Linked DNA regions of Mus musculus: region 1 is linked to region 2. A link is a contact called in ENCODE POLR2A ChIA-PET data. All regions are on one chromosome and are shown on one strand. The core of a region is the stretch at or near the end of the contact, and the rest is flanking DNA. Distances in the headings are between cores, read along the strand shown. Region 1 holds the start of Thra (thyroid hormone receptor alpha). Region 2 holds the start of Psmd3 (proteasome (prosome, macropain) 26S subunit, non-ATPase, 3).

The links. ChIA-PET counts read pairs that join two places held with the same protein, here RNA polymerase II (POLR2A).
Region 1: POLR2A ChIA-PET joins it to region 2 with 13 read pairs in Patski. The contact joins the promoter of Thra here to the promoter of Psmd3 in region 2. POLR2A ChIA-PET finds 5 or more read pairs at or near these places in 4 of 5 experiments (Patski and embryonic stem cell).

Annotation. Positions count from the first base shown.
Region 1 is chr11:98,740,126-98,743,792 of GRCm38, reverse strand. Thra (thyroid hormone receptor alpha) reads right to left here and starts at 2,008. Exons shown (of 10, transcript NM_001313983.1): 1 at 1,787-2,008.
Region 2 is chr11:98,680,292-98,683,879 of GRCm38, reverse strand. Psmd3 (proteasome (prosome, macropain) 26S subunit, non-ATPase, 3) reads right to left here and starts at 1,326. Exons shown (of 12, transcript NM_009439.1): 1 at 943-1,326. The coding sequence starts at 1,150.

The sequences.
Region 1 (3,667 bases), core at 759-3,258, 59 kb before region 2:
TCAATTAACAAGTGTTTACAGAGCTCATAGTGTGCTCGGCTCTGGGTGGGATCCAGGGCTCTTCTAGAGATTCTCCCATGTCTTAAGGAGCTTGCCATCTAGTAACGGGGTGGTATAGCAAGTGACAGTAATGAGACTCTATTATCAGGACTGCATGCTTTGCGCCATTATGCAGAAGGGTCTTTTAATACAGATAAATTTGATTTTCTCGGTAGCAGAGATTTTATTGTCTATAGAACCTCACTCAGCTCCCCAGCCAAATCCAGGAAAATACTTGTTGCTAAGTTCTGTACACATGTATTGATGTGTAGCTTCGGTTGTTTGTTTGTTTGCTTGAGTGACAGTGATCGTCATGGCAAGCAATGACGGCTACATGACTGGACACATGTGAACATGTGTGTGTTTCTGAATGACAGGGTCTTTTATGATTGTGCGACTGTGTCCAATTGCTGTGTGTGTGCATGTGTGCATGCATGCATTCGATAGTGACTTTCTCGGTGTGGGTGACAATGACTCCTTCTTACCCCTGTGTGACAGCATCTCCCTGTGATCCTATGCGTGGGTATGTGCATAGGCCGTCTCTCCGCCCTGCTCTTGGTCTCCCGTGGGTGTGTCCCACCCTTTGAGCTCCACTCTGCAGTGGAGGCCTGCCTCTTCCCTTGTCCCCATGTGGGTGTGTCCAGCAGCTCCTGTCCTTGAATCTGCCTGGATGTCCCCGAGTGAGCATGTAGCTGTCTGTGTAGGCATATCTGTTGTCTGCATGTCACCTTTGCCTCCCCCTTCATCTTGGACAATGGCCCCCTTCATCCCCTCCCCCTCCTGGGTCCAGAGCCAGCATTCAGGGGCAGGCCTCCCGTCTCCCTGGCTTTCCTTCTGTGTGCTCCCCCCTCCAGTCCCTAAAATGGGTGGCTCTCTTCATTGCCTCTGACATCTTCCCAGGCCTTCTTTTCACACTGGACAAGGGAGGGCCCAAGATAGAAAAGGGGCACCAGAGACACGTTGCAAGGGAGGGAAACGGGGAGCATGCACGCGCGCGCGCGCGGACACACACACACACACACACACACACACACACACACACACAGAACACGGGTCCATTTCTTCCTCTCTTCCCCAACCACAGGCCAACAATTCTCCTAATCATCTAGGGACCATCAAGTACACCCCCACTACTACAAGCTCACACTCCCCCCACCCCACCCCACCCGCCGCGTTTTTGCAATTAGGAGTGTTGCAACCAGAAAGCCATGCTCAACTGGAGAGGTGGGGAGGGGAGGGGGGCTTCTCTCTCCTCCAGCCCATGCAAGCCCCTCCACCCTGCCGCACCCACATTGCCCTTCCTAGCTAGAGACAGCTTTGCAAAGGCCATTCGGTCTCTTTGGCTGGGGGGGTGGGGGGACACGACAAGCTTCTGGCACACCGTAAACAAACCGCGGCGGGGCGGGCGGGGGAGCCTCGGCAGGCAGCGGGGCCCAACCCGGGAATGCGCAGCAGACCGGCCGGACAGAGGCCGGGGCGGGCCCTCGAAGGGGAGGCCCAGACGCCATCTCCCTGGGCGAACCCCGGGGCCCACCGACCACTTAACAGCACCTTCTTTCCCCAGGGCGTAAGTGGCTAGCTCTCGGGCTGTGACAGGGTCACCCGGGCGCCGGAAAAGACTGAGGTCGGCGGCGGGAACCCCCTGGGCGCCCCCAGCCCGCCTCCAAGCTGGCCAGAGACCCGCGGCTTTGCATAATCAATCGCGATGCATTTGCATATTAATGCCCCCTTGCTCCCTCCTCCTTACCTCGGCTTGGCGCGCTGGTCCGAGCTGAGCAACGACGCGGGGGTCTCAGCGCCCCGTGCCGGGGGCGTCCATGGGGGGCCGGTGGGGCCCGGGCCGCCCGCCTCCAGCGCCGGGGTGTGAGTGCGAGTGAGCGCGGGGGGGCGGGGGGCGAGTGTGGCGGCCCCGCGGCTCCTCCGGCAGAGGCGGCGGCCGCTCTGGCTCCTCCCTCCCCCGCCCCGCTCCGGCTGGGGCTCCAGCTCCGCGCGCCCGGCCGGCTCGCGGCTGCTCCCTGCAGGCCGCCTCGCAGTCGCCGGTCCCCGCCCCTCGCCCCCCGCCGCTCCCCAGCTCCTGGCCGGCCGCCCCGCAGCCCCTCTACCGCCTTGGCCCCTACCAGGCTCAGACTCGCCCACCTCACCCCCGCCCCCCCTACGGCTCCATCCAGGAGCGACGGTCGGTGACACGTTTTGAGAAAGATGTCATTTTCAAATAAAATAGCTTTCATTTGCGAGGAGAATTGGGGGAGGGGGGTTCTGGTTTGCACCCTGGGGTAGGGGGAGAAGGACCGAGGAGATCACTGCACCTTATAAATCCGGGAGGAAGTCCAGATACCAAACGCTAAGGGTAGTTTCAGAGTTCGGGTCCCTTCTTTGCGAACAACTCCCTGTGTGACCTTGAACACATTACAGCATCCAGGGTAAGAGCACAAAATCCAAAGGTTGGACAGGTTACTTCTGAAATCCTCCTAACTTCAACCATCCTATTTCTAGCCGTTTTGGAGGCTCGTTCCACATTGTGCCTCCTCTCTCGTTTCTAACATTAATGCTGAATCCACTGTCTCCTCTTGCAAACGTCTCTGTTCTCCATGGAAGCTCTTTCTAGTCACTGCCCACCAGCCATTCCCCAACAATATACTCCTATACTAAGCTTGGGGAATGGGGGTGGACAAGACTCGCTACAGCCCCTTATCTCCCAGCTTCTCAGAGGTGATATTTCCTCTCCTGTGTATACCATCAAAATCCAAATGGTTCAAGGGCCAATCTAAGCAACAGAGTGGCTGCAAATAGGTGGACTCCTTTTCTCAAAGGAGAGGTCTCCATGCCAGTTCCGGACCCTTGCGCGCGCACGCGCGCGCACGTGCGCCAACCACACACACAAAACACACAACACACACACACACACACACATACACACACACACCTGCATTCGTGGACATAAAACCCTGCCAGTGACGCCAGAGCCCCTTTCATCTTGGGATCTACTACCGCCAGGCAGAGGTCTAATTACCCTAGCACCCCCCTCTGGCCCCGCCGGTTCCCCCGCTATCATTAGCCCAGTTTTACCAGCGGGGGCCATAGCCTTCCCACGGCTCCCAGGGCGGAGCCCTGCCTCCACAGCCTGCTCTTGGGGAGGAGCCAGAGAGTGTGTCTGGGGAGCTGCTCTTCTAACCGTTCAGTTCATACTGGATAGAATCGTTTGCTGAGTGGGTTGCTGACCAACAGTCTCTCCAAGTTGGGCTGCCCTTGCACATCTTAGTTCCAGCCACCTACATCCTGAGCCAATGGACTCACTTCTCTTACAAGGGGTTTTAAGGGTTTACAAGGGATGAGGAGAAGGGAGAATGCCTCTCGTGGGGCTCCCGATAGGGAAGGGACAGGAAGCTGGATGAGGGAGGAACGAAGTGGAAGCCTACGGTTACTGGGGATGGCAAGGGGGACTGAAGGACACACACAATGGTTGAAAGAAGCCTGCACTGTACAGCGGCAGCTGCAGTGGGGAAATTGAGGCTCCAGTGTGCAGAGTCAGCAAACAGTAAATGAACCAGCTCAGTCCCGGCTCCCAGCGGACATGCAACAGCTGTAGTGTAGAGAAGGCTGCAGTGTGCTCTCAGTGCACTGAGGCACC
Region 2 (3,588 bases), core at 77-2,576:
CTTGTTACCAAGTTTAGAATGGGAGTTGATGCAGTCTATACATACTTACACTCAAAAGTACAACTCAGGGCATGACTTGGCCTATCACCATGTTTTAAAGTAGTTTCTCGTGCAGTTGAGACACACACACACACACACACACACACACACACACACAGAGAGAAAAAACTACAGATCACCCGGAAAAGTCTCATCGCGCGCACATGGACAAGATATACTAAGTGGAAAAAGTAAAAGAGCAACTTAAGCGGGACAAGGGGACAATAGGAGCCTGAGAACGGGTCTCTGGTGTTGGCTTATAGGAGTCGGGGCCACAGGTAGGCATTATAAACTAAAAGAGAAAGAAGGCAGGGGTGGGGGGGGAGGGGGTCTGATTCAGAAGTAAAAGCGTGCGTGTGCTTGAACTCTTTAGGAAAGGAGGGGTAAGGTCCTTAAGAGAGTGGAAAAGTGCACCGGGACTTTTAGTTTAGATGCTTCAACTACAGAAGGAAGGCAGAAGGTAGAAATGGCTCTCCGAGGGAGTTTGCTAAAGGAGCCTAGAGCTACAGAACCCATTTTTATAAACTCTTAAACTAAGAGGCTAGTGTAATCTGTTACCCTGGTTTCTCTAGACACAAATACAAATGCTACTTTCTACATAGCAATAACAGGCGCTAGAATCGGTCGGATGGAGTAGATCACTGGGAAGGACTGAAGAAAAGGCTCGGTGAGACTAAGATGCAACCCCAGAGGAGGAGAGCAGTCCGCAGACTGGAGAACAGGTTCGGTCATCGGCTGGGGTCGAGGGAGTCAGGGTGGTTGGGCGGGCACTTCTGACCCCAGCTCCATTGACCGAAGGAACCAAGGTAGGTGGAGGCTACGCAGAGGTCCCAGCAAGAAGTCGCATCACCCTGGCCGCTGTCACCGGTGATCGCGGCACGACCCCGACGTGGGCTCCCGTACCTTCTAAGGTGACAGTGTCCAGCTCTCTCTGGGAGTGCTCGGTCGCAGCTGCCTTGCCGTCTCCCTCCCCCGTGGAGCCGCTCCCAGCTGCTGCCTCCTCTTTCATCTCCACATCCTGGGGGGCCGGTGGCGGCGGTTCTTGTTCCCCTCCCGGCGGCGGCTTTGCCTTGTCGGCGCCTCGGCGCCGCGCCGAGCCCTCCTGCTTCATGGCGCCCGGGGTCGAGGCCTAGTCCGGGGACCGAAGCAGGGGCCTCGCGTAAACCCTCACACCAGAGACCAGGCACAGAGCCGGGCCTGCACACCAGCGCGGGCTCGCGTCGGGCCGCACGATGACCGAGCAGCTGCAAACTCCTTCCCGGCGCTGGGGCTTCTGGGAAATGCCAGGCATGGCGAGCAGATGGCCGAGTCCAGGGAGGGAAAATAAATCAACAGCCGAGGTGCACGATGAAGGCGGATCTTCTAGGAAGTGGGAGGAGTCTTCAAGAAACGATGAAGGCGGACCTTCTAGGAACTGGGAGGAGTCTGCAGGAATTTGTGGGACCTGAGAGTGGTGATTTTATCTTCCTCTCTAGTGTACATCTTTGGATGTCCGCGAGAGGTCACTTTAGACTCCAAGCTGGGCTACAACAGACTCTAACATGTAAGTGGGTAGGACCTATCGGAGCTCAGATGGGGATGACATCATGAGTTGCCGGGCAGATTCCTCTCCACCCCCCTAACCCCCGCCCCGGTCAAGCTCTCCCAGTTTGCGCGGGTCAGGTCCCCAATGAAATCCGCCAGGCTCGTGCTCTCAACGCCCGCCAGATGCTTCCAGCACCAGAAAGAAAAGGAGCTTGTGGACGTGTAGCTAGGCTGTTTGGCTTTCGATAAACTGAGCTCAACCCCCAGGGCATCCGAACTTCCTTGTCAAATTTTTGTATAATGCTGAGTATAAGGCATACCTTCTCTGCAGCCTGGGAATGTGGGGGTCGTGTGTATTTGTGTAGAATTAGTCAAATTTAATAATAGGAGTCCACGTTGTATACTGCTCAGGGCCAGTATATATAAGATTGTTGAAAAACCCAACATGCCCAGCGTGGTGGTGCATGCCTTTTATCCCAGCACTCAGGAAGCAGAGACGGGTGGGTTTCTGTGAGTTCGAGGCTCAGCATGGTTTACAGAGTGAGTTCCGGGACCACCAGGGCTACACGGAGAAACCCTTTCCCGAAAAAGTAAACAAACAAACAAACACCAGCTCAAGAATGTAATGTAGGGCTAGGTGTGGTACATAATTTTAATCTCAGTGGTACACAACTTTAATCTCAGCACTAGGGAGATCTTTGAGTTCAAGGCCAGCCTGGTCTACATAGCAAGCTCCAGGACAGCGGGAACTACACAAAAAGACCCTGTCTCCAAAAAAAGAAAAAAAAAAGAAAGTAATGTTGAGGGGGTGGTGAGATGGCTCAAGTGAGTAAAGGTGCTTGCCAAGTATGAAGACACGAGTTTGATCCCTGGGTCCCATGGTAGAAGGAGAGAACTGAGTCTCACGCTTTTCTCTGACCTCCATAAGCATGCTGAGGCTCGAGTTCCCCTCCCCCATAAATAAATGCTTTTTTTTTTTTTTTAAAGGTTTTTCTGTATTGCCCTGGATGTCTGGGAACTCACTCTGCTTCCCAAATGCTGGAATTACAAGCATTTGCCACCACTACTAAGCATAAATGCTTTTTTTTTTAATTAGATATTTTCTTCACTTACATTTCAAATGCTATCTCCAAAGCCCCCTATATCCTTCCCCCTTCCTGCTCCCCAACCCACCCACCACAGCTTCCTGGCCCTGGCATTCCTCTGTACTGGGGCATATGATCTTTGCAATATCAAGGGGCCTCTCCTCCTATTGATGGCCAAGTAGGCCATCCTCTGCTACATATTCAACTAGAGACACAAGCTGGGGGGTGGGGGTACTGGTTAGTTCATATCGTTGTTCCACCTATAGGGTTGCAGACCCCTTTCGCTCCTTGGGTACTTTCTCTAGCTCCTTCATTAGGGGCCCTGTGTTCCATCCAATAGCTGACTGTGAGCATCCACTTCTGTTTTTGCCAGGCATTGGGCTTTTTTTTTTTTTTAAAGAATGTAAATTTGGTGGTTTGACCTTGCTTGACCCATAAGGAGTGGCACTATTAGGTGTGGCCTTGTTGGAGAAAGAGCTTCACAGTGGGGGGGGGGGGGGCGGGGGCAGGGTTTGAAGTCTCCTAGTGCTCAAGCTCTGCTCAGAGTGGAAGAGAGTCTCCTCCTGGCTTGGCTGCCTTCTGATCAAGATGTCTTGGTGTCTTCGGCCCTTCATCTGCCTGTAAGATGCCATGCTTCCCACCATGATGATAATGGACTGAACCTCTGAAATGGAAAGCCAGCCCCAATAAATGTTTGCCTTTATAAGAGTTGCCTTGGTCATGGTGTCTCTTCACAGAAAAATAAAACCCCAACTAAGACAGTAATATACCCCATCAGGCACCATGCTGCACTCCAGTAATCCCAGCACTTAGGCCGAGGTCAGCCTAGGCTACTGTGTGAGAACTTGCTGCCCTCTCCAAAGCTCAAAACAACTGGGCTGGCAAGATGAGTCAGTAGGTAAAGGTGTTGCCACAAGCCTGTGGACACCTGAGTTCCATT